2 separate regions of the Homo sapiens genome follow, and region 1 is linked to region 2. Evidence: chromatin loops called from intact Hi-C (ENCODE). Cell type or tissue: gastrocnemius medialis. All regions are shown on one strand. Each heading gives the region's core, and the rest is flanking DNA. Links, peaks and the distances in the headings are about the cores only. Region 1 has its middle 13 kb from the start of MRPS18A. Region 2 has its middle 12 kb from the start of VEGFA.

Region 1 (16,136 bases), core at 2,763-10,762, 56 kb after region 2:
TCCCAGCACTTTGGGAGGCCGAGGTGGGCAGATCACCTGAGGTCAGGAGTTCAAGACCAGCTTGGCCAAAATGAAAAAACCTCATCTCTACAAAAATACAAATATTAGCAGGGTGTGGTAGTGCATGCCTATAGTCCCAGCTGCTCAGGAGGCTGAGGCAGGAGAATCGCTTGAACCTGGGAGGCAGAAATTGCAGTAAGCCGAGATCACACCACTGCACTCCAGCCTCGGCCACAGAGCAAGACTCTGTGTCAAAAAATAAATAAATAAATAAATAAATAAATAAAGCAGGCATGGTGGCTCACGCCTGTAATCCCAGCACTTTGGGAGGCCGAGGCGGGTGGATCTCCTGAGGTCAGGAGTTTGAGACCAGCCTGGCCAACATGATGAAACCCTGTCTCTACTAAAAATACAAAATTTAGCTGGGCATGGTGGCGGGCACCTGTAATCCCAGCTACTCGGGAGGCTGAGGCAGGAGAACCATTTGAACCCGGGAGGCAGAGGTTGCAGTGAGCCAAGATCGCGCCATTGCACTCCAGCCTGTGGGACAAGAGCAAGACTCCGTCTCAAAATAAATAAATAAATAAAGTCTGGTGAGCGCCCAGGCAGGAAGGGAGGAGCTGCCACCCTGCTCCATCCCTGGGTCTTTACCTGTGCAGTGGGTGTGGCCTCTGGGTCTGAGACAGACCCACGGGGTGATCAGACCTGCAGCAAGAGTAGTTGAAAGTGCCCCATCCTTGGATGAGGTCAGAAAGTCCTGAAGCCATCACTACCAAGTCTCTATCATTACACCTCAGCAGGAGATGCTGAGAGCATTTATGGAGTCCTCATTGTGTACACAGTTCTACCCTGCATGTGGTTTCTTTGTGTTTCTTGAGTAAATGCTCTCCCTGCTGCCCCAAAAACACTGTGGGTGGGCCCTGCTTATCTGGTAAAGTGATGCTGCTGATGACAGGTGGGGAGAGAGGAACTAATGGGCCTGGAGACAGGGCAAGGAGCCAGTTCAGGCCACAGAAACACCACCGAGGGGACAAACCACAGTTGGAGAGAGTATTAAGAGAGTCAACATCAGGGGGCTGCAAGACACATCCCAGACCCACCTGTAATATCAGAGGGTCTGCCTGTCTGCAGGCACCAGGCTGCCCCACCACTCTTCTGGCGGAATCACAGCCATTCTCTTCATCCCCAGAGCCACACCCCTGCTGACTCCTGCCCCTGCCTCGCTGTGGCCCCTCCGAGCCCATCAGGCAAACTGAGGCAGTGTGTTGGAGGGAGGACCTAAAGGGTTTCTGGGTTCTAGCCCTGGCTCTGCCACCAATGAGCTGAGTGACATCCCCCTGGGCTCAGTCTCCTCAGCAGTGTAGAGAGGTGGAATGCGTGAAGGGTAAGAGCATAGGCCCCAGACAAGCTCCTGGGGTTTCAGTCCCAGCGCTTTGCGTACCGGCTTTGTGAACCTGGCTGTATCTTCTTTGCATCTCGGTTTCTTCAAATAGTGTGAGGATTAAATGAGTTAATAGATAAAAAGCACTTGGAATGCTACAGAGCATGCAAGGCTCAATAAATTTTAACTCTGTATTATTATGACTCTAAGGAGGAGTACTCAGTGGTCTCTGAGGCCCCTTCCGGCTGTGGCATTCTATGACCTTGAATTCTGCCTGTACTATTATCTTTGTCTGAATTTCTAATTAGGCACCACATGTTGCCATTATTTGAGCAACCCGGGCATCTCCAATCTGGATGACTTCTTGACCTTGGGCCTCCTTGACTTACCCTTTCCTGTAACACCCAGTAGGAAGGCTGGTGCCCCCACCCATAGACTGTGGAAGGTGCCAAGCCCTTCTCAGCGCTTCTGAGGGCTAAACCTGGGGGTTCTCCCAAGCCTTTCCTCACGGAAGCCCTCTGCTTTATGGCAATCTGCCCCTAAGCCCACATCTATGCGTCAGACTTTCCTGAAGGTTCACTGTATGGTGGGAAACCGCAGCACAGAGCAGGAAGCAAGTTCAACACCAAGGTGAAACAACAGGAGTCCGGGTAAATAAACCCTGGTACGTCTACATAGTGGAACACCGTGCAGCTGTAAAAAATCACAATAATGAGGGGACAGTTGGCACTGGGAAGATGGTAGCTGGGTTCAAAACCACGGAACCTCTGGTAATTACAGGAGATTTCTGAAAGAGATCTGCCTTGCTGATGAAAGAGAACTTGGTGAATTCAGAACCACAACTGTCAACACAGGTTCAATTAGTACTGCAGTCGGTTCTCCTTTAGTGAAGCTGGGAAATACTACAGTAATGTGTAAGGTTAAAGCAGAGTTTGCAGCACCATCCACAGATGCTTCCATAAAGGATCTGTGGCTCCCACTGGGGCTCTGCCACCCTTGTGTTCCACTGAGATTTCAGTCTGGACCTCCTGGAGAAGAGATCCAAGCCACTAGCCAGATCACTGAAGATATCACTGAAAATTCACAGATAATTCAGAAAAGGAATTTATGCATTTCTCCAGGAAAGCGTGCTTGAATTCTATGCTATGATCTCATTCGCCTCTCTCATTTGCCTATTATGGAAGCATTTTGGATGCCTGCACATTTGCTTTGTAAGCAGCTTTTTAAAATGTACAGTTGCCTGAAGTTGCTAGAAAGAGACTATTTTAGCAGAAGTTAAGAAGAGAAGTTATTTGAATACTAGAACTTACCCAGCTGCAACTTCCTTTGCCGTGTTTGATGACACTTTGCTCATAGCTGACCTGACTGGAGAGGAGGAACATCTGGCAACTGGAATCTTAATAACAGTAATGGAAGAGGAAGCAGGCTCTGGTGTCCTCACCAAGCAGGTAAAAGTGGGCTGACTGGAGCTAGACTCCAGGACTAGATGAACCGAGCTGTTACAAGACACAAAGCTATTTAAAATGCAATGGATGAAGTAAATAGTATGAAACCCGAAGAAATGACCACCACATTTTCAAAGCAGATTTGTAAAAATTGTATTTGTTACACTGTGCACAAAACTTTTATACTATTAGCTGGGCGTGATAGTGCACGCCTGTAGTCCCAGCTACTCAGGAGGCTGGGGCGGAAGGGTTGCCTGAGCCCAGGAGGCAGAGGTTGCAGTAAGCCAAGATCTGCACTCAGACACTGTCTCAAAAAAAAAAAAAAAGAAAATTTTATACTCAATAAATATCAAACTACATTCTTCTGAAATATAGTTCTAGTATTTCTAGATGTTTCTAGTGTTTATGGTCACTTCACACATATATTATGTACAGTGAAACCATTTTTTTTTTCCTTTTCTTTCTGAGGCAGGGTCTCGCTCTGTCACCCAGGCTGGAGAGCAATGGCTTAGGCAAACCAACCCTAGTATGTTAAACCATTTCCCTGTTATTATTTAAAAACCATAGGATTGTGCTTCTCTATAAAGTGTGTACATTTAGCAGTGTAAAATACTGACACATTAAAAAACAAAAACAGAGGCCGGGTGCAGTGGCTCATGCCTGTAATCCCAGCACTTTGGGATGCCGAGGCAGGCAGATCACCTGCGGTCAGGAGTTTGAGACCAATCTGGCCAACATGGCGAAACCTCGTCTCTACTAAAAGTACAAAAATTAGCCAGGCGTGGTGGTAGTGTGCCTGTAATCCCAGCTACTCAAGAGGCTGAGGCAGGAGAATTACTTGAACCCGGGAGGCGGAAAAGCTTGCAGTGAGCTGAGATCATGCCATTGTACTCCAGCCTGGATGACAGAGCGAGAATCCATCTCAAAAAAAGAAAAAGAAAACAAAACAAAACTAAACAAAAAAAAAACAGAAAAAATAACGAGGAAGCTCTTGCTGCTCATGGTATGCTCACTAAGTAAATACAGTGCTAAGCAAATGCTGAGTAAATACAAAGCTAGGTGCAGAATACTGTGAATGGCATATTTACCAAAGAAAGGGGGAGGGTGTGGGAGTGGGGGAAGTGAAAACATGTTGATATACATTTGCTGCGTATACCTAGAATATCTCTGGGAAACCACATAAGAATCTGGTGAGGGGAGAAGGGGAGGGAGACTTTTCATTATATATACTTTCACACTCTTAAAATTTTAAAAGGCCGGGTGCGGTGGCTCACGCCTGTAATCCCAGCACTTTGGGAGGCCGAGGTGGGCGGATCACGAGGTCAGGAGTTCGAGACCAGCCTGACCAACATAGTGAAACCCTGCCTCTACTAAAAACACAAAAATTAGCCGGGCGTGGTGGTGCGTGCCTGTAATCCCAGCTACTCAGGAGGCTGAAGCAGGAGAATCGCTTGAACCCGGGAGGCAGAGGTTGGAGTGAGCCGAGATCATGCCACTGCACTCCAGCCTGGGCAACAGAGTGAGACTCCATCTCAAAAAAAAAAAAAATTAAAATATGAAAATATACCACTACAAACAAAAATGCTTTTTAAAAATCAAGATGAGGCTTAATTCTGCCTGGAGATTTATTTGATGGTAGTCCTCACCCACTGGCCCTCTTCCGAGGGCCCCATCTCCACTCCTCTCTGGCCAGTTGTCTCAGAGATAGATGCCAGCTTCCTCAAATCTTATGCAAAATTATCACTGTCTTGACTTCATCTTCACATAGTCAAGCCATGCCTTTTTCGCACAAAGGGCCCATTGCTGTGATTTCCCCACAAAAGAATCATTTCCCCAAGAGGAACCATGCCATGTCCCTAGAAAGCAGAAAGAGTGACAGTATCCTCTGTATTAAACAGCCCTGAAGTGTTTCTGCCAGGTCTGTTTCCATGCTTGCCTCTTCCGGCCTGGATTGTGGGTCTTGAGAGCAAAAACCTGTTTTATGCATCTCTGGGTCCCCGGCTTCATAGGTGATTCCAAATGCACCACATCCCTTCTTCAATGCCTGGCACAGCATGGTTCACACAGAGGACCCCTAGTAAATGTTTACCAGGTTGAGTCGCTTTGGTGAGGTGTGTGAACATGGAGAGATAAGACAGAGGGTGGAAGTTGGGCCAGATCTGGAGCAGAGCCAGAGGGTAATTAATAAAAACAGCTCACATTTATTGAGCATTTTACTACTTGCCAGGTGCTCTTCTCAATGCCTTTCTGCATTAGCTCATATAATCTTCACAACAACCCTACCAAGCAAGTTCCATTATTATCCCCATTGTACAGATGAGGAAACTGAGGCACAGAGCGACTAAGAAACAGTGTGTTGTTCAAATACTGTCATGTTCTATGGGTGCCATGATGTATCTGTGGCTAGGAAGTAGTTTTCTAGAACGTGGCTTTAAATTAGACTCACTCGGGGATCTTCTAAAACTCCTGATGCTCAGGCCACAAACTACACCAATTAAATCAGCATCTCTGGAGGATGAAATTGTCAATGGTAGTTTTTAAAGCTCCCCGAAAGATTCCAAAGCGCAACTGAATTTGGGAACTAGGGATCTGGGCCAAATCCTTTAATCCTTTATAATTAACGCACATGGAGATGTCACGGCGCAGAGAGAAGTGATTGCACAGGGGCACACAGGAGGGCAGTGGCTGAACCTCTGTCCTCCAGTGCCCAAGGTAGGTCTTCTTCTGCACCCCCAGCCCCTTCCTCCATGTTGCTGTAGGCACTGAGCTGGCAGGCTGCTAGGCCCACATGGATCTTACAGGTCTTGGCTCAAGGCTGGCTTGGAGGAAGATCCCCAGGACAGGCTAACTGATCCCCCTCATCCCAACGTGCCCCCATTCAAGCAGCTCCACAGGCTGGATGCCTTAGGGCAGAGCCCAACCTGGAAATTCTCCAGGCTTGGACACCACCCTGGATTTAGACAGAGCTCAGGGAGACTCAGGATGGGTGGGGCTTGGGGCAAAACACCACGGGAGTTGTGCCACAGTCACAGGCAAAAGAGCCGGGGCAGGCCCAGAGGCTAATTTCCCTGACCCCGCCCTGTGGGGCCTGTGTACTCCCCTCCTCCTCTCCCCACCCTCTGATGACGCACTGACCCCGGCCCTCCCCCTCAGTTCCCTCACCCCTCATTGGGAGGTGACGGAAATTCATTTCTGGCGGCCTGAGGGCTGTCAGCAACTTGTTTTCATTCTAGGGTCTGGCTGGTCCAGATAGGTCCATCCGGGCCCTATGTCACACAGGGGACACACACACAAACACACACACACACACACACACACACAAACACACACATTCACACACCCCAAACAGAACCTCTGGAGGAAAAGAAGGGAGGCACTCCAGGGGTTCTGAGTCACGGGATTCAGGGCATTCATAGCCAAATGCCACTCTTGGGAAAGCGGTGGAGCAGTTCACAAGGAAAGTCAAAGAGGCTGGACAGGGAACCAGTTCTCCTGTAGTCTTCCTCCGCTCTCCTCTAGCCCAGTGGTTCTCAACCCTGGCTGCACATAGAACCATTTAAGGAGCCTTTAAAAAACGCTGCTGCCTGGGCTCCAGCCCTGAGAGAGTTCAATTCAACTGTTCTGTTTAACTCCGGGGAGAGGCCAGGCCATCATCTTTTAATTCCCTGGTTGATGCTGATGAGCAGCCAGGAATGAGAGCCCTTGCTGATGGAATCATCCAGGCAGGATGGATTCACTCCCAATCTCACTGGGCAGATGGTCAGGGGAAGAGTCTGCCCTTTCTGTTGGAGAGGGGAGGGAGGTGTTGCAGGCAATATACCCCAAGACCTCATCTTCATGTCCATCATCAACACAATTCAGTAAAATGGTGGTTAAAGAACAGGAGCAGGTGCTCATTCTGGCTCTCCCCTTTCGTCACCTCGGACAAATTACTTGGCTTGTCAGAGCCTCAATTTCTTCATTCATAAAATGGAGAGAATAGTTGCCACCTAGGAGGTACTTGTGACAATTAAATGATTAAGTCTACACAGTCCTGAGCACATAATAAGCAATCAATAAAAAATAGGCTTTAATAATAAAAAAATGAAAGCCGGTTTGTACACCTATGTTCATAGCAGCTTATTCACAACAGCTAAAAGGCAGAAGCAACCCAAGTGCACATAAGCAAAATGTGGTTCGTACATGCAATGGAATATAACCTTAAAAAGGAAGGGAATGGCCAGGCGCAGTGGCTCACACCTGTAATCCCAGCATTTTGGGAGGCCAAGGTGGGTGGATCACTTGAGCTCAGGAATTTGAGACCAGGCTGGGCAACATGGTGAAACCCCATCTCTACAAAAAAATACAAAAAGTAACGGACATGGTGGCACATGTCTGTAGTCCCAGCTACTTGGGGGGCTGAGGCAGGGGGATCACTTGAAACCGGGAGGTGGAGGCTACAGTGAGCAAGATCATGTCACTGCACTCCACCCAGCCTGGGGGACAAAGTGAGACCCTGCCTCAGAACAAAAAAAAAAAAAGGAAGGGAATTCTGACACTTGCTGCAATATGGATGAACCTGAGGACATCATGCTAAGTGAAATAAACCAGTCACAAAGAGACAAATACTGAGTGATTCCCCTTATATGAGGCACCTAGAGTCATCAAATCCAGAGACAAAGTGAAAGCGTGGTGCCAGGGAAAGGGGAAGAAGAGGGAATGGGGAATTTGTGTAAATTAATGCAGAGTTTCAGTTTTATAAGATGAACAGAATTCTGGAGATAGAAGGTGGGGATGGTTGCCTAACAATATGAATTTTTTTTGTTTTGTTTTGTTTTGTTTGTTTTTTTGAGATGAAGTCTCACTGTGTCACCGAGGCTGAAGTGCAGTGGCGCAATCTCGGCTCGCTGCAACCTCTGCCTCCCAGTTCAAGCAATTCTCCTGCCTCAGCCTCCTGAGTAGCTGGGATTACAGGCACCCGCCACCACGCCCGGCTAATTTTTTTTTTTTTTAGATGGATTCTTGCTCTGTTGCCAGGCTGGAGTGCAGTGGCACGATCTTGGCTAACTGCAACCTCTGCCTCCTGGGTTCAAGCAATTCTCCCGCCTCAGCCTCCTGAGTAGTTGGGATTACAGGCACGTGCCACCACGCCCAGCTAATTTTTGTATTTTTAGTAGAGACGCAGTTTCACCGTGTTGGCCAGGATGGTCTCGATCTCTTGACCTTGCGATCCTCCCGCCTCGGCCTCTCTAAGTGCTGGAATTAAAGGCATGAGCTACTGCACCCAGCCAATTTTTTGTATTTTTAGTGGAGACAGGATTTCACCATGTTGGTCAGGCTGGTCTGGAACTCCTGACCTCAGGTGATCCACCCACCTTGGCCTCCCAAAGTGCTGGGATTACAGGCGTGAGCCACGGCGCCCAGCCATATGAATGTATTTAATACTACTAGAGCTATACATTTAAAAATGGTTAAGATGGGCTGGGCGCGGTGGCTCATGCCTGTAATCCTAGCACTTTGGGAGGCCAAGGCAGGCAGATCACCTGATGTTGGGAGTGCAAGGCCAGCCTGACCACCATAGAGAAACCCCATCTCTACTAAAAATACAAAAAATCAGCCAGGCGTGGTGGTGCATGCCTGTAATCCCAGCTACTTGGGAGGCTGAGTTAGGAGAATCGCTTGAACCCGGGAGACGGAGGTTGCAGTGAGCCAAGATTGTGCCATTGCACTCCAGCCTAGGCAACAAGAGTGAAACTCCATCTCAAAAAAAAAAAGTTAAGGTGGTAAAATTTATGCATATTTTGCCACAATTTTTAAGTTGGAGAAAGAAATAAAATAAATAAAAGACAAAATTAGCAATCCAGTTGCCCTGAGTGACTCTGTACTCCTAGAAAAGAGTGGACATATGGCCCTGGCTTCAGGCCTCCCCTTCTGAGATAGACACCAGGGGACAGATGCTCAATGAATGAACTCAGGATTTATGCTGATAATAAACAGGAAATAATAGATCGGTTTAAATATTTACATGGTGGTGTGCAGGCTTCAGGGCAAGGACATTACCAGGGAGGGGAGTGGGGGGTCAGACAGAAGACACAAAGAGAATGTAAATGTTAGTGGAACATGGGGCTGAAGCCACCCAGACGTGTCTTTCAAGCGCACTCAGGAAGAGAGGGACAACTGCAGGAGGGGAAAACCCCTGCCCAGGCTCAGGGAGTCTGCCAGAAGCCTGGGCCACCCCGTTCCTTCCTTCCAGGGGAGATCCTTGTTTACCTTGCGAGGCTGGAAGACAATGTAATCAAATTATGACTCATTATTCTAAATGACTTGTCTCCAGTGGAGAAGGCAGGCAGGGAGGCCGGGAAGGGGATACAAGTTGTTTTCCAGGACTTTGTTTGCTCATTTTCCAGCTCCCTCTGTCCCCAAGCCCTTTCCTCTCTTTCGGCCTCCCCCTGTCCTGGCCTCTCCCTCCCTCTTTCCCCACTCTGCTCTTTCCCCTCCATCTGCTCCTTGGGCATACCCAGGGTTGAGGGAGCAGAGCAGGTTCTTCTCAGTCTCGGCAGGTGACAATGAATAGGACAACAGGAATATCCTGCCCCCCAAGAAATCCCTTCCTCCCAACCAGAGAGCAAATGCAGTATCTCTATCTGGGATTGAAGTCAGGTCATTTGATTGAATAGGACTCTGTCTCTGACTTGCTGGGTCACTTTGGGCAAGTCACTTGTCCTCTCTGGAGCTAGTGTGAGTAGGGGGGTTCATTCCAGAAAGAGGAACCCCCTCTGCCTGCCCTTTCCTGCCTCCCAGAACTGGTGTAAGAATGAGAGGCCATCCCACCCATCAGAGACCCTCAGATCTCAGAGACTCAGGGGCCTGAGGCAGATGAAATACACAGGTTTTCAGCAACATTCCATCACCTCAGACACACCCCTGGTATCTAAGGTGATGGAATGGCCCTGAGCCCTGGACCCCGACAGAGATCTGGGGACCAACCTAGCCTGGAAGCAGTGTGCTGGATACCTACCTAATGGTCCATGTTCCCCCATCCCCCTCCCTGCCTTCATTCAAACGTGCATGCAGTTTCTGAGAGGAAGGCAGCAGGGCACAAGTCCCTTTAAAAGGTCAGATGGGAAAAAAAAAAGGGCAAAGAAACATTCTCTCTCTCCCTCCGTTCTGGCCAGCTGCCTCCCAATGACCCAGTAGGAGTAAGCAGAGAGGCCGGCTCCACTTCCTCCCCTGGGTTCTCACGTTCCATGACCTGGCAGCTCCTAGTGACAAATGCATCAGAAAATCTTCTCTGGATAGCTGCTCATAGAGCTAAAAAAAAAAAAAGTCTTCTCTGGGGTCAAAAGGAAACTGTAAGCAAATGGAAAAACATGGCATTTTTCCAAATATCGAGTTATAACAGCTCTCTCTCTCACACACACACACACACAAACACACACACGCGCACACACAAGCTGTCTGTGGAGCACATACCACATGGCATGAGTACCCATGTCCCAGGCAAAATCTAGTTTATATTATTTTAATATGAATACCCTCAACTTTAATAAATTCACCCTGAAACCATCAGATCCAAAGTTCACTCAGAGGTTTCTTCAAGTCATGAACAGTATTAATGAAGGAGTGTTGTGACTGCCCCTGTCCTGCCTGCCCTGCAGCCTTCTCATGCCCTGCACCCCCTGCCACCCCCACCTAAGCACGGTCTTCCTGGAGGGCTGCAGAAAAGAAAAGAAAAAAGAAAAGAAAAGAAACATTAAACCGTAGCAGTAGAGCAGATTGGAGGTGGGAAGCTTGAAGGCAATAGGAAAATCAAGGTACTATAGAAGGTGGTGGGAATTGAAACAGCAAGGAAGAGGGGGAAATTATGAGGTAACTTTGAAATTTATGAAATGTGGGAAAACTTTGAAAATTGAGGGGAGGGCAGTTGATGGTGACTCTGTGAGTGACCAGGAGACCAACATCAGGGATGGCATTTATTAGGAAGGTGATGATGGCTGGCCTGGCACAGTGGCTTACGCCTGTAATCCCAGCACTTTGGGAGGCCAAGGTGGGTGGATCACAAGGTCAGGAGTTCGAGACCAGCTTGGCCAATATGGTGAAACCCCACCTCTACTAAAAATACAAAAAAATTAGCCAGGCATGGTAGCGCATGCCTGTGGTCCCAGCTGCTCGGAAGGCTGAGGCAGAAGAATCACTTGAACCTGGGAGGCGGGGGTTGCAGTGATCTGAGATCCCGCCGCTGCACTCCAGCCTGGGCGACAGAGTGAGACTCCATCTCAAAAAAAAAAAAAAAGAAGGTTGTGATGCACTTACCTAGACACTGTGCATTTAAGATCCTTCAGAAGAACCAGACAGAAACTTCTGTAGGCAGTTGGATACTAAAGGCTAGAGCTCAAAAGAATATTGCTGTGGCTTTGGGGCTTATTGGCTTTGAGGGGATTGCTGAGGATAAAAGCGGGTGAGACTGAAGAACAGCAGAGCAGGGAGGAGGCTACACACTGAACTCGTGCCACTCTAGGGACCAATGATGGGCCTGTTTATGGCAGAATTCTAGAACCAAATGGGACTCTTTACAGATGGAGAAACTGAAGCCCAGAGAACATGAGTATCTCATTGCATATTTCCAGTTGGTTAGGGGACAGCCTGATTTCCCAACTGCAGTGCTTTCCTCCTGCTTCTGTATCATTTTTTACTTTTTTTTGAGACAAGATTTCACTCTGTCACCCAGGCTGGGGTGCAATGGCATGATCTCGGCTCACTGCAACCTCCACCTCCCAGGTTCAAGCAATTCTCCCACCTCAGCCTCCCAAGCAGCTGGGACTACAGGTGTGCACCACCACACCTGGCTAATTTTTGTATTTTTAGTAGAGATGGGGTTTCGCCATGTTGGCCAGGCTGGTCTAGAACTCCTGGCCTCAAGTGATCCACCTACCTCAGCCTCCCAAACTGCTGGGATTACAGGTGTGAGCCACTGCACCCAGCCCTGTATCTTTTTTTAAATTTAAATTTAAATTTTTTTAAAGACAGGGTCTCACCCCGGCTAGAGTACAGTGGCACATTCATAGCTCGCTGTAGGCTTGAACTGCTAGCCTCAAGCGATCGTCCCACCTTGGCCTGCCAAAGTCCTGGGATTACAGGCATGAGCCACCTCACCCGGGCTTGACTTTATCTATTTCTTCATAGGGGAAGAAACAGATGACACACAGGGATGTACACAGGAGACAGTGTCTCCCTAGGGCGCCATTTTGTGCGTGTTAGCAAAAATAGCCAATAGTTCCAAAGTGTCCTAAGAAGCTAAAACCTTTTCCTTACACACAAAAAACTGCATGTGGACACCAGGAGAAAGGAATTGGGTGCATCTCTTCGCATAACAAGGACATCGTGGCCTTTTCAGAAAGGGCATCTGGCATTCTGTAAAAATGTCTGGCCAGGGTTTGCTTACACTGGGAGAGACCTGAGCTGAGCAGGCCTCACTGGCCCCAATCACAGCCTGAACCTCTCACTTGGATTGGATCCTGGCTCGTGCCTGGGAGTGCACCCAAATGCCACAGCAGGCCTCCTCCCCTGTGGCAGGCAGTTTTGGTTGGGGCCTTCTTCCTCTGGCCTCAGTTTCCCAGAAGGCTTTGGGATCTGAAGTTCCCTAACTCTACCTCTCACCAATTCCACTTCTTTTTTGTGTTTTCCCTCATTATCCATATTAGGGCGCTGCATAGCCTAATGCTCCAGCATAGAAATGAATCAGGTTTGCTTTATAATTAATCGGTTATACAGTACATTTAAGTTTTATATACTTTTCCTGGATGTGTGTCTTATTTCACAATGAAAAAGTTAAAATTTTAAATTAAAACAAAAGAGAGAGAGCAAGTAAATTCCAGGGCAACCATCGAGTTTACAAAATGTTTCTTTGTCAGACAAGAGCTTTCACCCCTGGAGTGTTGACTAGTGCACGTCATCGTTTGTTTATAAAAGGCACGTAGTAGCTCCTCAATTGATACTCACTGGCAAAATAAATGATGAACAAATGTGTGGATAGAATGAATAACTTGGGCAGAGTAAAAGTCCTTGTGAAAAGACAAACAGCACTGAAAAAGCAATGGAAAATGTTGAATTAGCAGAGACTCTAGACACACCCCTATTGTTTCCAGGCCTATTGCGTCAAGCAGGACACACCTGTAGAGCAGCCACCACCAGGCAAGGGGTTCTTTGTCCAAGGACTCCCCACCCCACCCCCGCTCATACCTGTTTGGGAGGCAGGAGCTCTAACAGGAGGGAACTGCCCTTTTTAAAGGTCATAGGAAACAGAGGTGTGTCACCAGGCCAGCCCAAAGCGGCCAGGCCCAGGCCGTTCCCATTGCAGTTCTCTCCCCAGCTTAAGGTGCTGTCCCTTCCTTCATCCAGACAGAGCCCTTGAGGCGGAGGAAGGCAGCAGCTGCAGATGAAACCAGACCCTTCTTGGGAGACTCAAGCCTCAGTTCTTGGCCTAGGCAGGGCAGGCCACATGTTGTTATGGTTGAGTCGACCAGCTGGGAATCAGCAGGGGGTTTGTAAGGAAACTGCATTAATTAGGAAAAAGCAAACATGACTGTCACTCCAGTCTGCCAGCCCCTTCCTCTGATTTCCCTTGCAATTCCCCCAGCCCCACGTGGTCTCCATCAGATCATCTCTCCCTTCACCTTCCCGCCCCTTTCCGTTGCCTCTGCTCCTTCATGGCTCACATCTGCACTGCTCTTGGCCCTGACCCCTCTTCCTGGGTGAGGTGGAAGGAAGGCTGGAAGAGCACAGCCATCCACAGCTGGGACCAGAACCTCCCCAGGCCTGAAGCCTCAGATGGGCTGACCTAACTCCTTCCTGGGATCTGGCCTGAGCCTCGCTTTCCTGTTAGCCAGCAGCACATCACTCGACCAGATCATCCCTGCTGCGAATTTAAGTTTTCCTTGGCAAAATGAACATTTCTGGGTTCATCTCCTGTGGGTTTCCCTGAACATCTTCATTGAGAAGGTTTACTTGGGATGTAAGTTTATCTCCAGAATTAAGACAGAGTCCAGGACAAGGTGTGGAGGAAGAAGGGCGGTCTCCTTGGGAAATGGGGTAGAACCAAGGGGGCTGGGCTTCTCCAAAGAGGAGGCGATAGAAGAAATAAAGAGAGGTTCAGAAATAAAGAGAGGTTCCTCAGACTCCCTTCTCTCATATATGTGTATACACTGTCATTGCTTCTCTTTAATTTCCAGGATTGCCACTGCAGCTGGAAATAGTTCTCATGCATGAGAATGACTCCGTCAACAACCCTAGAGACTTAGGCTCAGAAAAAGACCCTTACTTTGGGTGGCAGCTAACCATCTGCAGCTCCCAGACAAGGGCCCTGACCCCCTTTCATTCCACAGCACTGTTGTACTTACAAAAAGAATCCACAGCATACTCAACTAGGGAGAAGGGAATAAAAGACTCACTGATTGAATAGAACATACTGTTTTTGGAGTAGGAAGCTAGATATTAGAAAAAATTTTGGGCCAGGCGCAGTGGCTCACGCCTGTAATCCTAGCACTTTGGGAGGCCGAGGCGGGTGGATCACCTGAGGTCAGGAGTTCAAGAGCAGCCTGGCCAACATGGTGAAACCCTGTCTCTACTAAAAATACAAAAAATTAGGCAAGCTTGGTGGCGGGCACCTGTAATCCCAGCTACTCAGGAGGCTGAGGCTGAGGCAGGAGAATTGCTTGAACCTGGGAAGCAGAGGTTGCAGTAAGCCAAGATCGCACCACTGCACTCCAGCCTGGGCAACAGAGTGAGACTATTGTCTCAAAAAAAAAAAAAAAATGAAAGAAAATATTTTGAATTGAAAGCAAGCTAAAAGCGGCCAGGCACAGTGGCTCATGCCTGTAATCCCAGCATTTTGGGAGGCCAAGGCAGGCAGATCACCTGAGGTCAGGAGTTCGAGACCAGCCTGGCCAACATGGCGAAACCCCATCTCTACTACAAATACAAAAATTAGCCGGGCATGGTGGCAGGCACCTGTAATACCAGCTACTTGGGAGGCTGAGGCAGGAGAATCGCTTGAACCCAGGAGGCAGAGGTTGCAGTGAGCCGAGATTGCACCATTGCACTCCAGCCTGGGGGACAAGAGTGAGACTTCCTCTCAAAAAAAAAAAAAAAAGCCAAAGCTTAGCAATTGGAGATTGGAGATTGCACTTCCAGACAGTGAAATAGTACATAGCCATTAAATATAGTGCCAAAGTTTGCCTGTCGTCCCAGCTACTCAGGAGGCTGAGGCAGGAGGATTGTTTGAGCCCAGGGGGTTGAAGCTGCAGTGAGCCATGTTCAAGCCACTGCACTCTAGCCTGGGTGACAGAGCAAAACTCCATCTCTGAAAAAATAAACAAATGAAGATATATATATATATATATATATGTGTGTGTGTGTGTGTGTGTGTGTGTGTGTGTGTGTGTGTGTGTGTGTATGGTGCCGAATGACAGAAAAAGAGACCACTGGAACTAAATAGAGATTCCAGAAAACAGACCAGATGAAATGCAGTGGGGAAAGTGTGAAATTTTTAATTAGTCGGGCATGGTGGCAGGCACCTGTAATCCCAGCTGCTCGGGAGGCTGAGGCAGGAGAATCGTTTGAACCCAGGAGGTGGAGGTTGCAGTGAGTGGAAATCACACCATTGCACTCCAACCTGGGCAACAACAGCAAAACTTCGTCTCAAAAAAAAAAAAAAGGAAAAGTGTGAAAATTTTAAATGGTGCTAGGTCAGTTAGATATTGAAATTATACGGGAAAAATTAATCTTAATCCCAGTTTCAGACCATAACAAAACAATTCCAGATGACTCAAAGATCTAAATGTGAAAAGTAAACAATAAAGTTTTTAGAAAAAAAGACAGAAGAACATCTTCATGACCTTGAAGAGGACAAAAATTATTATTTATTTTTTACTTTTTGTAGAGACACCTTCTTACTCCATCACCCAGGCTGAAGTGCAGTGGCGTCATCATAGCTCACCGTAACCTCAAACACCTGGGCTCAAGTGACCCTCCCCATTTTAGCCTTCCAAGTAACCTGGACTGCATGCACGTACCCAGCTAATTTTTTTTTTTTTTAATTAGGTCTCACTCCCATTGCCCAGGCTGCTGGAGTGCAGCGGCACAATCATGGCTCACTGCAGCCTTGACTTCCCGGGCTCAGGTGATTCTCCCACCTCAGCCTTTTGAGTAGCTGAGACTACAGGCATGCACCACCGTGCCTGGCTAATTTTTCTGTGTATTTTCAGTAGAGATGGGGTTTCACCTGTTGCCCAGGCTGGTCTCAAACTTCTGGGCTCAAGCAATCGTCCTGCCTC
Region 2 (16,136 bases), core at 4,220-12,219:
CCTCTTTGGTCCAGTGCCAATGTCCTAGCCCCATGTGGATCTGGAGGTTTGACTTGAGGTAATGATAAGTAATGATGGCCAACTGATAAAAAGATTGGAGCAGAGGAAGCCAAGGAGGGTAACTCTCCCAAGAGGATCCAGTCAGGAAAGGGGGAAGGAATGGGGAAGAGGACCTAGCTGGAGAGAGGGCAGGGCAGAGTCACTGTCTGGGGAAGCTCACCTACCCACACCACCCCTAGGCCCATCAGCCTCTGCCTCTCCTTCATGGGCCCCAGTCTAATCCCCTGACACTAAGCTGTCCCTGATGAATTGCATCTCCCCAACACCCCCAGGCATGCTCACCTTCTGACACTCCAATCTCTGCTATTCCTCCAAGTCTGACCCCAAAACATGCCCATTTCTGCCCCTGTTCACATCCTCCACCCCTACCCTGTCTTGGAGGGAGTCCTTCTGCTGGGAAGAAGGTATGGCATGTGGTGGCAACTAAGGTCCCAAAGCTGTATCTGCCCTTTTGACCTGGGCCTTGCCTGAGAGCTGAGCTAAGCTCCAATTTGTGAATATTTGTAGGGACTACCAGGCACCAGGCTCCATGCTGATTTTATAGGAGGTACAGGGACATCTAGGTAGGGCAGTGGAAAGTACAGGGACTTTGGATTCAAATGGACCCAAGTCACATTCCTGGCTCTGCCACTCACTGTGTGGCCTTAGGTTATTCAACCTCTCTGAGCCACAGCTCCCCTCATCAAAAATAGGAGTAAAAATCCCTGCCTTAGAGAGTTGCTGCACACAGACAAATGTGCACACAGCTGCCCCAGAAAGCAAGATGAGAAAGAGGCCCTGGGGGAGGCACAAGTGTTGTGAAGGTATGGAAGCAAAGAGCCAGACTGGCTAGAATGGGCATCTGGAAGGGCTTCCTGCAGGAGGTGGCTTGGGACATGTATTCCACAAGCAATTATTAAACTCAGCTTGTGATCTCTGCTTTGTGTTGCACCCTGGGACTACAACAGTGTCAGTGGGGGCTTCCTGTCTGGAGGTAAACCAAAGAGTAAACCAAAAATGGGAATTCTCTGAGGAGCATTTAATTGCTGGGAGTAGGGGAAGGCTTCCTGGAGATGATACTTGAGTTGGGTCTTTTTTTTTTTTTTTTTTTTTTGAGATAGGGTCTCACTCTGTCGCCCAGACTGGAGTGCAGTGGCGCCATGTCGGCTCACTGCAACCCCTGCCTCCCAGGTTCGAGCAATTCTCCTGCCTCAGCCTCCGGAGTAGCTGGGACTGCAGGTGCCTGCCACCACACCTGGCTAATTTTTGTGTTTTTAGTAGAGATGGTGTTTCACCATGTTGCCCAGGCTGGTCTCGAACTCCTGACCTCAAGTGATCGGCCCACCTCTGCCTCCCAGAGTGCTGGGATTACAGGCGTGAGCCACCGTGCCTGGCCTTGAGTTGGGTCTTGATGGAAGAGCAGGAGTTTAGCAAACCAAGTGGACTGCGCAAAGAGAACAAGCAAGGGAAGATACCCTGGAAGGTTCTGATGGCTCACACTGAGCCCTCCCAGTACTCCTCTGAGTGATAGAGACTTTGAGGCTAGGCAGGGCAAGGGATTAGGGCGTCTTCAGAAACATTCCCAGCCAAAGCCCACAGAGACAATGCTGCTCCCTCAGGGGGTGAGCTCCACACTGCCTTCCCCGCCCCCCGGGACAGTTTGTCTCTGTCAGAGAATTTAAACAAGCCAACACTAGTGGTAGGTCCAGCTCACACATGGAACACCACTGTTGCTTGCCCCAGGAGTGAGGGGAGGAGAGCAGAGGACACCAGCCTGTGACGAGCACAGGGCCACTCAGCTGGGCCAAGGCATAAAGCAGAAAGATACATTTCCTCCAGCTTTAATCCCTCACTTCATTACCTGGTACCCAGAGCCCTCCTGTCTACCTGTCACAGGCATGTGGCGACTTCGAAACAGCACTGGGCAAAAAAGTCCTGAGTCTGGCTGGGTGTGGTGGCTCACGTCTGTAATCTCAGCACTTTGGGAGGCCGAGATGGGCAGATCACCTGAGGTCAGGAGTTCAAGATCAGCCTGGCCAACATGGTGAAACCCTGTCTCTACTAAAAATACAAAAGTTAGCCAGGCGTGGTTGTGCATGCCTATAGTACCAACTACTTGGGAGGCTGAGGCAGGAGAATCACTTAAACCCAGGAGGCAAGTAAGCCAAGATGGCACCACTGCACTCCAGCCTGGGCGACAAAGCGAGACTCCGTCTAAAAAAAAAAAAAAATTTCCAGAGTCTGTTGCATGCTGTGTGACCTTGGCCGAGTCAGCTCCCCTTGCTGGACCTCAGGCTTCTCCTGGGTAAAGCATGAGGTTCCACTCCCTAAGCTCTGAGGCTCTGTGAGCCTGTAACATCTCCCTCAAACACTCCAGATGAGATGACTGATACCAAATGTCACATCTTCCAGGGCCTGTGTGTTTTAAAAGCCTCTTGGAGAGGGCAGTGCTTAACTCAAAGAAATCTAGCACTAGTGGTGAAATCTGGGGCTCAGCACCAAGTGATGGAAGGGAGAAGCAGTTCTTATGAACCCCTCAAATCCCAGCAGGTAGGGAACCGCTTCCTCTGTTACCTGAGATGCCAGACCTCTGTCCTTTCAGGAAAGACACCAGCTTGATGAACCCTCACTGTGAAAAGCCTCAGCCACCCACCCACTCCCCTTTCTCCACCCCACCACCCCCATAGCGAGTAATGGAAAAAGCCAGACAGGCTGGGTTTGATCTTGGTTCAACACTTCCAAGCTTTGAGACTTGGACAATTCACTTATCTTGTCTGAGCCTCAGTTTCCTCATCTGTAAAATGAGGTTCATGGTTCTTACCTCCCAGGGTTGTAGGGAAATATATGGAAACAGCAAACATCAGCTAAGCTCCTTGCCCAGAGTAGGTATCATATAAATGTTTTTCCCTTCCCTGTCTCCTGTTCCCACCCCCATTCGTGAGCAAACTCTTAGAGAATGCAAACCCACTATCATCTGGCTAAAGTAAAACAGAAACAAATAGGGAAATGGGTTTACCCCACCCCTGGTTAAAAAAAAAGAAAAGCAAGAAATTACATAATGCGTGCCAAAGATGACTAGGGGTTGGGGGATCTGTTGGCTTGGATCCTGCTTTAGTCTTTATTTGAAGCAACTATGTAACTAGGTTGTCACTGAGTTGACTGCAATGTGAGTTCCTTCGGGGAAGTCCCAGGAAAAAAAAGAGGCAGGGACCCAAGGCGCCCCCTACCTCCCAGCAAGAAGGGCCCCTTCCCCCAGCAGCCCCCTGGGCCTGGGCTGGAAGCTGGGGCGATGACCTGGGCCCCCCAGGATGGTTCACAAAGATAAAGCCAGTTAATGATTGGCCCCCTGATTGGCCCCCTGAGAGCTGAGCTAAGCTCCAATTTGTGAATATTTGTAGGGACTACCAGGCACCAGGCTCTATGCTGATTTTACAGGAGGTACAGGGACATCTAGGTAGGGCAGTGGAAAGTACAGGGACTTTGGATTCAAAGTCCCACCATACTCCCTGCTTTCCCAGACCCAGAAGTACAGGGCATGAGGAGTGGGGAGGCCTCCCCTCAGCTTCCAGGATCAGCCTGGCCCAATAGCCTCGAGATATTCAGGGAAGCAGGCAATTAGTCAGAGGATATCCATGTCAGGAGAACATCAGACTGTGCTCCTAGGAGTCTTGAGGGTCCTCAGAGATGGGACAGGTAGCAGGAAGGTGTGGGAGTGGGCAAACACAGTACATGCAGTTTTATCTGCTTCATTTATTGGCCCCTCACTTGGAATTTCATTTGAGGAAAAGTTTCCACTGCTAAAGAAGCTTACTGGCCAGAGGAGCAGAAGGAAGCCCAGAGTTGTCCAAAGCCGGAGCGCTGCATAGAGTCAAGACCTCAACCCAGATCACTCAACTCACAGCCTGGGGCTCTTTCTACCTCCCCAGGCCACTTCATCATTTAATCGGGGCCCAGCACTGAGCCAGGCACCTTTGGGATACACTGGGCTTCTGCCTCTAAGAGCTGACTGGCTGGGTGGGGAGCCAGGCAGTGCCAGAGAGGAGGTGCTAGAACTAGATGCCGCGTGCATAGGAGTGTGTCAGCAGCTGACCCAGGGATCTGTTGTTTGCTCCTCCTTCCCTAGAGGGGCTCAGCACTCCCTTACTCCAGGCAGTGCCCTGCAGAGGCCACAGCTAAACCATTCCCTACTGGGGTCTCCTGGAGAGATGGTCCCGCCTACATCTCCCTGCATGCCAGCCTGCTTATCCAGACCCATCTCCTTCCAGAACACAGCTGGAAGCATCAGGAGAAGTGAGGCAGGGCATGCTCAGAGCTGCTGTGCCTGCTGCCAGCTTCTCCAAGTTCCAGGACCTGGTCGCAGTCAGCTCCAGCTGTGGGGCACAAGGCCCCTGCGGAGCTCAGGATGATGGCCAAAACATTTAACACCTGCTATGGCTCAGGCACAGTTCACATAGAGCTGACGGCGTATGCCAAGCCAGACATAAACCTCAATTTCTGGATGGTGGAGAGGTCCAGGGGACCAAGTAAGGGACTGGGGTGGCCAGAGAGGCACAGGGGGAACTCAAGGACTGGAACAACAGCTATTTACCAATCAATCAGGAGGCGTGCTGGGGTACACCAGGTGAATGTCTGCCCTGCCCCAGTCCGCTCTTGACTCTAGGCTGGAATGTGCAGCTCCCTGCTGAGAATGAGGCCTGTCTGGGTCCCTGGTCTGCACGCCTCCCTACCTCCTCCTCTCTTGGAAAGGCCAGGCCAGGACTCCCCACTAATCTTCATGCATAAGTGTAGCCCACACCCAACATAGCAGGTACCTCACCAGGCCTTCAATTCCAGAGGCCAGGCCTGAGGCGGTGGACTCATGGGACCTAGACACTGTTGAAAACATGGTAGACAAGGCAAGCCCCAGCTCTGGGGTGGAATTCCAACCCCAAGTGTCCAGATCATGGACAGTTATGGGTGAACAGAGCATTTCCTTTTCCCTTCCTTCTCTGTCTTTCCTCAGATGTCTCCATCCCTCCTTGCCTCCTTCTTTCTTGCTCCTTTCTGCCTAGCCCCATTGTCCCGGGGCCCTCCTGGGTCAGTCCCATTGACTAAGTGCTCCTCTGTGAGCTTAGCTACTCTGTCCTCAGCTTTCTGGAGCCCCCTGGGAAGGTGACTGCTCCCCACTTCCCATTCACTGTCGGGGAGCAAGCCTGGGCAGTGGGGAACAAGCTAGGAGGAAAGATGCTCTTCACATCCCCTCAGTTCCTTCTAGCCCTCCAAGAACTAGGAAGAACCTGCAAAAAGGGCATTTCTGTGGCTATGGGACATACTCCTGCCTGTCGGGATGCCAGGAGAGTTGGTACAGCAACTCCAGAGAGAGCAACAAATACAGTGCGGAGCACCAAGCCCCCTCCATAAGACCCTGGCATGACCAGAGGTCTTAAGGAGGACAGAGGGAGGCACGGTGAATCTGCCCTTCACCAACTCTGACCGTAGCCCTGCGGTGGCATCTCCTCCCCCACTGCATTTCCCTCCCGTCACTCATCCACCAACCCCCTGCCTCTCCATGCCTCCTCAGCTTTCCAGGCTGAAGGCTGCAGGGACTACTAAACCACACATACACACACACAAACAAACCCCGTCTACCACCACCACCCACGACAGGGCCCCATAGAGAAGAGAGAAGTGTTTCCAGAAACCCAGCTGTTCCAGGCAAGCTGACCTGGGTCACAGTGGCCTCCCCACCAAGGCTACAGAGAGACTAGGCATCGGCTGAGCACCCCCTCCCAACACCACCACAGGAGTTACCTTGAAAGCCCCTCTGACAAATAGTGTCCCTGAAGCCCTGTCATTAAGCACTCTGCTCCCCGAGCAGTTCCTCAGATTGCCATGTGTGGGTCCTGGAGGTTAGGACACCTGGGTTCAAACGCAGCCACTGTCACTGCCTTGTTGTGTGGCCTGGAGCAAGGCACCGCCCATCCCTGCCTCAGTGTCCTCCTTTCCAGACTGAAGGGGCTGGACTGATTGCTAAAACCCCGTTAGGGCTCCCCCTCTATTGCTGTAGGGAACGGGAAGGAAGCTGTAAAATGAGAGCTGTGGATACTCCCGCCTGTGTCCTGGCCGACTGCAAGAGACAGGGAAGGACCAGGGAGCACCATTCCAGGACCATCTTTTAGAGATACTATAAAGATTACTCAAGTACAGTTGGGCAGGGAAGCAGAGAAAAGTAAACTCTTCAGTCCATTGTCTGACCAACATCCTGAGTTTGCCCATTGCCACCAACCAGAACAGCTGAGATTACAGCAAGAAGAATTTAAATCAGATAAGCAGAGGTCTACCAAACTCATCTTCTCTAGAGGATTTGTGGAGTGATAGCAGCGGGATGTCTTTCTACAGACTTCTAGGCCCATTTCTGGCTTGGATGAAATGCTGGGGAGTGGGGGAAAGGAAGAGAAGACAAAGGAGGAGAAGGTGAGCCAAGATGTCAGCTCCCAGGCACCCGCTTTGGGAGAGGGGATAGGCAGGGTGCCCCTGCCTGCGATCCAGGAGCTGAAGTGGGGGAAGGAATGTGTCAGGGGTGTGGTGGGGCTGAGAGAGGCGGGAGAATGGAATGAAAAGGCTGTCAAGTGGTGATATGAGTGTTTGTGGGAAATACCGAGAAAGACCCTTTCCTGGTGGGAGGGGATGAAAGGGAGCCTCAGCCCTGGGCTCCCCCAGCCTGACTCCAGGGACTACGGAACCATGTTGGTGCAGGGCCTGAGGCCTCCACTATGACATTAGCTTGGGCAGGGGAGCCCAGAGCCACTGTTTGAGGTGAGATAACACACACCTAGCCCTGGCCCCAGGCACTGGGGAGGGTAACAGGACAGAGATCATGAGGAGTAAGGGTGCTTGCTTCCTTCCCCCAGACTCCTGGGCTGCCCAGACCACCCCTGCTCTTCCTCTGGGTGGAAGCCCCAGACCTCCCCAGGGGCAGCAGGTAAGGCTCTAGGGAGACATCTATCCTCGCTCTACTCGTGGCCTGGCCCTGGGGCAGGTGGAATAATTCTGTGACTCATTCCACAGTTACTCCTCCTTCTCTTCCAAACCCAGGAATCTGGGAGATAAGGAAAAGGATGAGCAAGAGAATGGGTCCCCTTTCCCCATACTTTAGTCAAAAATAATGGACCATTTGAGGCAAGGCCAGTTACTTCGATGGGGGCCAGGTGAGCAGGTGTGTTGTTATGCAAATGAGCTTATGCATATGTATTATGAGGAAGGGTGGGTCTGCCCTGCTTACTCCCCTCTGGAGGCCCACACCCCAGCACCGAGTCTCCCCGCCCAGAAAGGTTTGTTAAGTGATTCCACAGCCTCTGTCCACTCTGGCCTCTCCCCCAGGCTGTCTCCACACCACCATCCTCACCTTTTTCTATGTGTCCTTCCCTACCAGGAGTTGAAGATTTCTTCCACCGTCTCCCAGGTTCTGCCTACATCAACCCCGATCACAGCCACCTTGGGACACAGCTCCTCACACTTCCTCCCCTCCTGTCCTAAAGGTCCTCAGGGATGTCTGGCTCTCTAGAACGGGGCCACAGTCCCCCAGGGCTGGCAGGGGCAGCCTCCAGGCTCCTCGAAGCTGCCCAAGAGGGAGGTAGGAGTTGGAGAGGGGCTGTCCCACTGGCCTGGCTGGGTGCGGGTTAGGGAGCCCCTTCTCTGGCCCACAGGAGGGAAGACCCGCAACACCCAGACAGAGGTGGGCGGCCTTGAACCCCCTTCTGCCTGAGACGACAGAACAACCTTGCTGGGCACCTTCCATCAGTGGGCTTCAGATGTAGCTGTTGCCCAACCGTGGCCACACTCCAGACATTCTCTGGAAGCCCAGGGCCCCCTCCTCAGTCAGGACCCCTCCCAGGTACCTCACCTAGTGCCACCCCGAGCCTCTAGAGGGCGAGGGAGAGCAGTGCTGGACTTCCCAGCCTCTGGGGCATGCCCAGGAGGCTTTCTGCACAGGCCCCTGGTCCCTGAGGAGGGGGCACCACGCCGGAGGCTGTCTATCCAGACTCACCCTCTAGGAGCAGAGAAGTATGAGGTATGAGCCAGGGCTGGGACGGGGACTGCTTGGAGGATTCAGGGACAGAAAGGTAGGCTGGACTGTGGAGGACCCTGAAGAAGGGTAGGTTTGAGTGGTGGAAATATTATCTGAGTAATATTCAGATAATATGCTGAAATACACTGTTCATTTGAGTACAGAAAGGAGAGCAATGGCTTCAGCCTCAGGAATCTCTGCCTGACCTTGGAAGAGAAAGAGACTTCTTGGCTCACATTGCAAAGCACCACTACCCTCGCCCCATCCAGGGTCAGAACTAGGGAGAGGCAAGCGAGGCAGCTAGGCGAGGACCAAATGTAAGGAGTAAGGAGCTGCTCACTCTTATAAGGGTCGTGCAGGTGCAGCGCAGGCCCTAAGAGTGAGTACCTCCTTAAACACTGCACCAGGCCCCGCCCTCTTGGGAGCCTGCCTGGGGACTAAAGCTGCAGGGACATTTAAGACAGAGTTGGGGTGAGGAGTAGGGTCACTTTTTCACACTGGACCCCTCAAAGGAAAGAACTAGCACCTAACTCAACTAAAGGAGAGTGGGGCCACAGATGAGGTGAAACAGACAACTGTCTTGGCCGCGCCTGGGCTCTGTGTGTGTGTGCCTGTCTGTGACAGTGTCTGTGCGTGTAATTTGTTCATTCAGATTGTGGATCTCCCCACTTCTAGCTATCTGTCCCTGGGCAAGTCATGCAACCTCTCTAAACCTGAGTTTCCTTGAAAACCCATGCTAATAATACCTATACAGGGTTCTTGTGAGGATTGAATGAGATAATATATGGAAAGGGTGTAGCAAGAGCACCTGGCCTGTGCATAGCAGGAACCAAACAAATGGTAGTTTCTATTCCCATTATTATTCATAATATGATTGTGTGTGGCCCCTTCTTTCCCCTGCCCCCTTACACATCCATCCCACTCCAGCCAGCCAGGTCTTCTGACAGCCCCAAGCACAGGTTGCTCATTTCTTCATCCTGGTCTATACAGTGCCAGCCGTGAAGATTTGCCTCTTAAAACATGAAGCCTTCTTAGACCACTTCTGCTCAGCAGTCTCCCCTAAACTCCTACAGCATGAGCTGTCTATACCTCTTCATCCAGCCTCAAATGCTGTCTGATGTATTTAATTTTGTAAAGGGGTGTGTGTGTGTGTGTGTGTGTGTGTGTGTGTTATCTTTCTCCAAGTGCATTCACAGAGAGAGTGTATTTTTCAGTGATCTCTTACCCCATACAAGCCTAAGGACTAATACAGGCCTGCAGGTATAGACATCCACATGTAGACTTCTTTTCTTTTTTTTTGTTTTTGTTTTTATTTTTGTTTTTTGAGACAGGGTCTTGCCCTGTTTACCAGGCTGGAGCGCAGTGGCATGATCTCAGCTTACTGCAGCTTCGACCTCCTGGGCACCTCAGCTGCCTGGGTAGCTGGGACCACAGGCATGTGCCTCTATGCCTGGCGAATTTTTGTGATTTTGTTTGTTTGTTTTGCAGAGACAAGGTTTAGCCATTTTGCCCAGGTTGGTCTCCAACCCCGGGGCTCAAGCAATCTGCCTGTGTTGGCCTCCCAAAGTGCCGGGATTACAGGTGTGAGCCACCATGCCCAGTTTACTTGTAAACTCTTTATGAATGAAAATAATAATGGTGACCGGGCGCAGGGGTTCACGCCTGTAGTCCCAGCACTTTGGGAGGCCGAGGCAGGTGGATCACCTGAGGTCAGGAGTTTGCCAGCCTGGCCAACATGGTGAAACCCTGTCTCTAATTAAAAAATACAAAAATTAGCCAGGTGTAGTGGCAGGTGCCTGTAGTCCCAGCTACTCGAGAGGCTGAGGCAGAAGAATCACTTGAAGCTGGGAGACGGAGGTTGCAGTGAGCCAAAATCGTGCCACTGCACTCCAGCCTGGGCAACGGGGTGACAATTGGTCTCAAAAAAAAAAAAGAAAATAATAAAGGTAAATACTGTCTGGGATCATATCCCTACTGTGTGCCTTATGTTATCTCATTAATCCCAACAATAGCCCTGTGAAGTAGATTACAATTATAAAACAAAGGCCAGGAGAGTTTAGGTAACTTGCTCACAGTCATACAGCAAATAAGCAATAGCGCTGGGATTTAAACTCAACTCTCTCTGGCTCCAAAACCAGCACTCTTAACCACTATGGCTTGAATACAAGAATGAACAATCAACAAACCAAAATTTCCTTTCTGTACTCAAAGAAAGAAAGAACCAAAAAGCAAGCAGATATCAGAACTTCAGTCAAATGCTTTCAAGGTTTCAAATCAGAATCTGTTGGGGTTCAAGTTCAGAATGTTCTGCTGTTCATATTGAGACCAGAGCCCCCACCTGGTCATTACACCCAGATGGTCTCAGAGGCACCCAGAGGGTCCTGCCTTACTCAATAGGGTTTTAGACCATTTTTTCAACAAATGGGGTTGAAAAAATATTCATCCCAGAGTGAGTCAGAAAAATCACTTACTTTGTTCAATTCCCAGAATGTTCCTGTCGACCCTAGCTCTATTTTAACTTCTGTAGGAGAAACTTTTATTTGCTCTCCATTTGTTTATTAACAATTTGGCAACTTTTTGATAACTAAATGGACAACATTGGCCAGTCAGCCATATTACATGGAGTAACTACCAGAAAACCACTCACTGACTCATTTTCACACATACTCCCATCAATCCCCAACTGTTACAATAAAATGTTGTCAAGGGGAAATGTATCCCCTTCAGGCCTCCGTTCTCCTTTGCCATCTTCCTTTTGCTGCTGTGGCATTAAACTGCCTTGGAATCTCTACATTACATTCCCCTCTCTGTGACTCAGTGTCCTTACCTGGGAAATGAGGATCATAAGACCACCAACTCTACAGGGCCGTGGCAAGGATCCAACCAGGCAATGTGTAGAAAACACAGCGACTGGCATGGAGGGAGAGCAGAGGAAATATTTGGGGCTTTAGGTGCTGTCATTTCAAGCCTGGTAAAGATGCCCAGAGGCCTGACCCTCTCTAGCTGTGGGAAAACTGCTTCTCCCAGCACGCTTTCCTACCTGTCTCCTAGGATCCATGTCCCTGAAAATCAGCCCTCACTCACTACTCTCTCGTCCCTCCAGTCACACCCCAGCCCCTCAAGACTTAGAATCATCAAACTCCATGACTAAGAAGGCAGTGAGAGCTCATCTGGCTCAACTTTATTTTTTCTGAAAGGAAAGGCAAAACTCTGCAATGTAAATGGTTTGCCTCTAATCACATATCATTTGCTTCTAATTCACCTGCAAAATCCTATACATTCAAAAAGTGGACCCTACACACCTAGGCCAACAAAACCAAATTTGCTCATAGCATTTTTGGACTTTACTTCCCCTTATGAATTGATCTTAGACTTCATTATACACCAAACAAGGAAATCAATTTCTTAATTTGGTGCCACACCTTGTTTTGGACCAAAAAAAAAAAGGTGCTGCTATTACCTACTCAGTTTGCTCAGTCTCCTGGGTCACACACCTGGGCACTAAACAACTTTTGGTTATTTCCACTTACATTTAGTTCCCAAGGATTAAGTTTTTTGTTTGTTTGTTTTTTGTTTTTTTGTTTTTTTTTTAGAAGGAGTCTCACTCTTTTGCCCAGGCTGGAGTGCAATGGCGCAATCTCGGCTCACTGCAACCTCTGCCTCCCGGGTTCAAGCGATTCTCCTGTCTCAGCCTCCCAAGTAGCTGGGATTACAGGTGTCCACCACGTTGGCCAGGCTGGTTTCAAACTCCTGACCTCAAGTGATCTGCCTGCTTCGGCCTCCCAAAGTGCTAGGATTACAGGTGTGAGCCACCACACCTGGCCAGGATGAAGTCTTGACATCATTGTGGAATATTTTTAACATGATAAAGGCTACGAAAGCAGCTTATTTGTTTGTTTATCCATAAATTTAGTAAATATCTATTGATACTTCCTTATATACCAGGCCCTGTGCTAGGGGATGGAAATGGCACAGTAAACCAGACTGACTCAATTTCAGAGCATACCTGATCTGTTCTTTCAGTATGATTACATGGAATTGATAATAATAATAATAGCTGGGCACAATGGTGCACACCTGTAGCCCCAGCTACTCCGAAGGCTAAGGCAGGAGTCCAAGGCTGTAGTGCATGAAGACTGTGCCTATGTATAGCCCCTGCTCACCAGCCAGGGTGACATAATGAGACCCCCAGCTCTAAAAAATAAAAAATTTAAATTAAAAAAGCATCTAAAAATAAATTAAAAGACTTCCAGGAAAAATTGGCAGCCTGAACTCTTACATCTAATTTTCTTGTTCCTGAATCTCCACTTTAGCAAAGTTAGCAAAGACACTAACACTGGGGGCAAAATGAAACATCCCAGCCAGGTCACCCTAGTGTGAGGCTCACAGAACCACACCCACATACACAGACTCACATATGCACACACATCTACACACATACATACATATACTCACATACACAATCACATATACACACACCTACACACACATGCACACACACATACACACATACGCACACACACCTACACACCCACATACATACACTAGCATACACAGTCACATATACACACACACATGCACACACAGACACACACATACACACTCACATATGCACACACACCTACACACCCACATGCATGCACTCGTATACATACTCACATATACACACATACCTACACATACATAGTCACACACCTACACAGCTTCCAACTAGCTTTACAAATCTCCACACCTAAAAATAAGCAAACAACTGAGAATTATGAGACATTTGAGGAAAGCTTCTAACACAAAAGACAGAGGCCAAAACAAATAAAAAAGTGACTTGAAGGAAGCTGAGTCTACATAGCGTGAAGAAAGCTTAAAAATAACAACACATTATTATCATATCCTGTGAATGATAAGAAAAAATATTGCAGAGATGAAACAAAAACAGAACAGTGTTTTTTAAAAAAACAGAATAAGAGACAGGTCTTAAAAAATCAAATGTGATAGCAGAAATAAAAAATTTAGTGGAAATTTGGAAGATAAAGCTGAGGAAATGTCCACAAAGTAGAGAGAAAATAACAAAAGGATGGAAAGTTACAAGTAACTAAGCAATAAAACTACAGGACCACTCCAGCAGAGACAACAACATCTAAATAACAGGAGAAACAGAGAAACTAAGGGAAAGACATCCTTAGTGACATAATCTAAGAAAATTTCCCATAACTGAGGAATCCTTGAGAGCCCAGTGCAACAGATAATATTTTTAAGTATTATTTTTAAATTTCAAGTTCCAATGGTTCATTGCTCATATTTAGGAATATAATTGATTTTTGTATACCACTTTTGTGTCTCACTACCATACTAAATTCATTTATTAGTTCTAGTAGCTTCCTTGTAGATTCCATCAGACCTTCTATAGGGTTGATCATGTCATCTGCAAATAATGAAAATTTTACTTCTTCGTGTCCTATCTGAATGCCTTGTATTTTTCTTGCCTTATTACATTACAGTGGTTAGAGCCTCTGGTACAATGTTGAATAAAAGCAATAAGAGTGGACATCCTTGTTCTATTCTTTTTTTTTTTTTTTTAGGAAGGGAGCCAAAGGCCAAAAGCCTACAGCACCCAGTATTCCAAGGTGGTCTCCCATCCAAGCACTAACTAGGCCCACCCTGCTTAGCTTTACAAGATCAGATCAGATGAGATCAAGCACATTCAGGAGAAAATATTCTATCTTTTCACCATTATAGTTTTTTTTTTTTTTGGTAGAGGCTTATTATCAGGTTGTGGAAGTTCCTTTATATTCTTAGTTTGCTTAAGTTTTAAAAATCAGAAATGCATGTTGTGTTTTGTCAAATGTATTTTCTACATCTATTGAGATGATTGTATGGGTTTTTCTTTTTAATTTGTTAATATAATGAATTACATTGAATTGTTGAATGCTAAACTAACCTTGAATTCCTAGGATAAGCTCTACTTGGTCATGATGTTATTAGTGTACATGTATATACACTAGTACATATATATATACTAATACACATATAGATGATACAGCATACTACATACCTAGGCTATGTAGTATAGCCTATTACTTCTAAGCTACAAACCTGTATAGCATGTTACTCTACTAAATACTGTAAGCAATAGTAACACAATGGTAAGTATTCATGTATCTAAACATTGAAAAGTTGCAGTAAAAATACAGTATTATAATCTTATAGAATCATCATCATACATAAGGTCCATCATTGACCAAAAAATCATTATGCAGTGCATGAATATGTATATATAGTATGTGTATAGGTGATAGAGTTCAATTATATTTACATGAATTTGGTGTAGAAATTTTTCATCTATACTCATGAGAGATATTGGCCAGTAGTTTTCTGTTCTTGTAGTATCTTTGTTTGGTTTTAGCCTTATCTGATGAGTTGGGAGGTATTTCTGCCTCCTGAATATTCTAGAAAAGTTTGTATAGAATTATTATTATTTCTTCCTTAAATGTTTGGTAGTATACATCAGTAAAGCCATCTGGGCCTGGATTTTCTTTGTGGAGAGGCTTTCAACTGCAAATTCAGTCTTTAAAAAATTACATATAAGTCCATTCAAGTTATCTGTTTCTTCTAGATAACCTGAATGGAGTGGAGTGGCACAATCTCAGCTCACTGCAACCTCCACCTCCCAGGTTCAAGCGATTCTCATGCCTCAGCCTCTCAAGTAGCTGGCATTACAGGCGTGCGCCACCACACCTGGCTAATTTTTGTATTTCTGTATTTTTAGTAGAGATGGGGTTTCACTATGGTGGCCAGGCTGGTCTCCAACTCCTGACCTCAGGTGATCCGCCCACCTTGGCCTCCCAAAGTGCTGGGATTACAGGCATGAGCCATCACGCCCTGCCTCTGTTTCTTCTTGAGTAAGCTACCATAGTATGTGTCTTTGACAGAATTAGTTCATTTCATCTAAGTTATGGAATTTATTGGAGTAAAATTTTTCATAATATTACCTTCTTATCTTTTTACTATCTATACAGTCTGTAGTCAATCACAGCTTTCATTCCTGATACTGGTAATTTGTGTCTTCTCTTTTTTTCCCGATCAATCTGGCTAGAGGTTTATCAATATTATTGATTTTCTTGAAATAACAGCTTTTGGTTTTATTGATTGTCTCAATGTTCTTCTATTTTCAACTTCATTATTCTCTGATATTTTTCTTTTTTTAGACAGAGTCTCGCTCTATCACCCAGGCTAGAGCGCAGTGGTGCAATCTCGGCTCACCACAACCTCCACCTCCCAGGTTCAAGCAATTCTCATGCCTCAGCCTCCCGAGTAGGTGGGATTACAGGCACTTGCCACCACGCTGAGTTAATTTTTGTATTTTTTAGTAGAGTTAGGGTTTTGCCATGTTGGCCAGGCTGATCTCGAATTCCTGACCTCAAGTGATCCACCTGCCTCGGCCTCCCCAAGTGCTGGGATTACAGGCGTGAGCCGCCGCACCTAGCTACATTTTTCTCTGATCTTTATTATCTAATGTCTTCTCCTTACTTTGTGTTTAACTTGCTCTAGTCAAAGGTTTTTAAATTCATTAAAAATGTTAAACTATAAAACAAAAAGTACAGAAATAATTTTTCATCTGATTTGTGCTCTAAAATAAACTTTTCATTTCAAAATTTCTCAGTCTGAAAACACATCCAATCATTTATTCATCAAATATTTATCGAGCACCTACTATGTGCTAGGCACTATTCTAGGCACCAGAGATAGTGAATAAAACAAAGGTCATGCCCTCACTGACCTTATATTCTAATTGGAGATGCACAACAAACAGATAAATATATCATAAGTTCAAATTAATTATGTAGGCCAGGCGTGGTGGCTCATCCCTGTAATTCCAACATTTTGGGAGGCCGAGGCAGGTGGATCACTTGAGGCCAGGAATTCAAGACCAGCCTGGCCAACATGGTGAAACCCCGTCTCTACTAAAAGTACAAAAATTAGCCAGGCGTGGTGGTGCACGCCTATAGTCCCAGCTACTGGGGAGGCTGAGGCAAGAGGATTGCTTGAACCTGGG

What was found. Hi-C counts contacts between places; a loop is a spot of excess contacts. Peaks named below come from ENCODE experiments on the same cell type or tissue, not always from the same donor. Only the 100,000 strongest peaks of a DNase experiment are listed, where the experiment ranks them.
Region 1: a loop joins it to region 2, with 2.1 times the contacts of the local background. A loop is called at or near these places in 8 of 110 quality-filtered maps.

The regions. Positions count from the first base shown.
Region 1 is chr6:43,692,734-43,708,869 of GRCh38, reverse strand. It overlaps the pseudogene EXOSC8P1. Among named protein-coding and RNA genes, the nearest start is that of MRPS18A, 13 kb to the right of the region's middle. RefSeq lists enhancers at 874-1,716, 4,981-5,966 and a silencer at 5,779-5,878. In gastrocnemius medialis, for the core only: no CTCF peak of the experiment used is centred there; DNase peaks (open chromatin) are centred at 5,919 and 10,009; H3K27ac peaks cover 4,584 bases.
Region 2 is chr6:43,750,496-43,766,631 of GRCh38, reverse strand. No RefSeq gene overlaps it. Among named protein-coding and RNA genes, the nearest start is that of VEGFA, 12 kb to the left of the region's middle. RefSeq lists enhancers at 1,359-1,860, 5,346-5,846, 5,847-6,347, 8,028-8,087, 7,703-8,239. In gastrocnemius medialis, for the core only: CTCF peaks have their summits at 7,730 and 7,941 (motif pointing right); no DNase peak of the experiment used is centred there.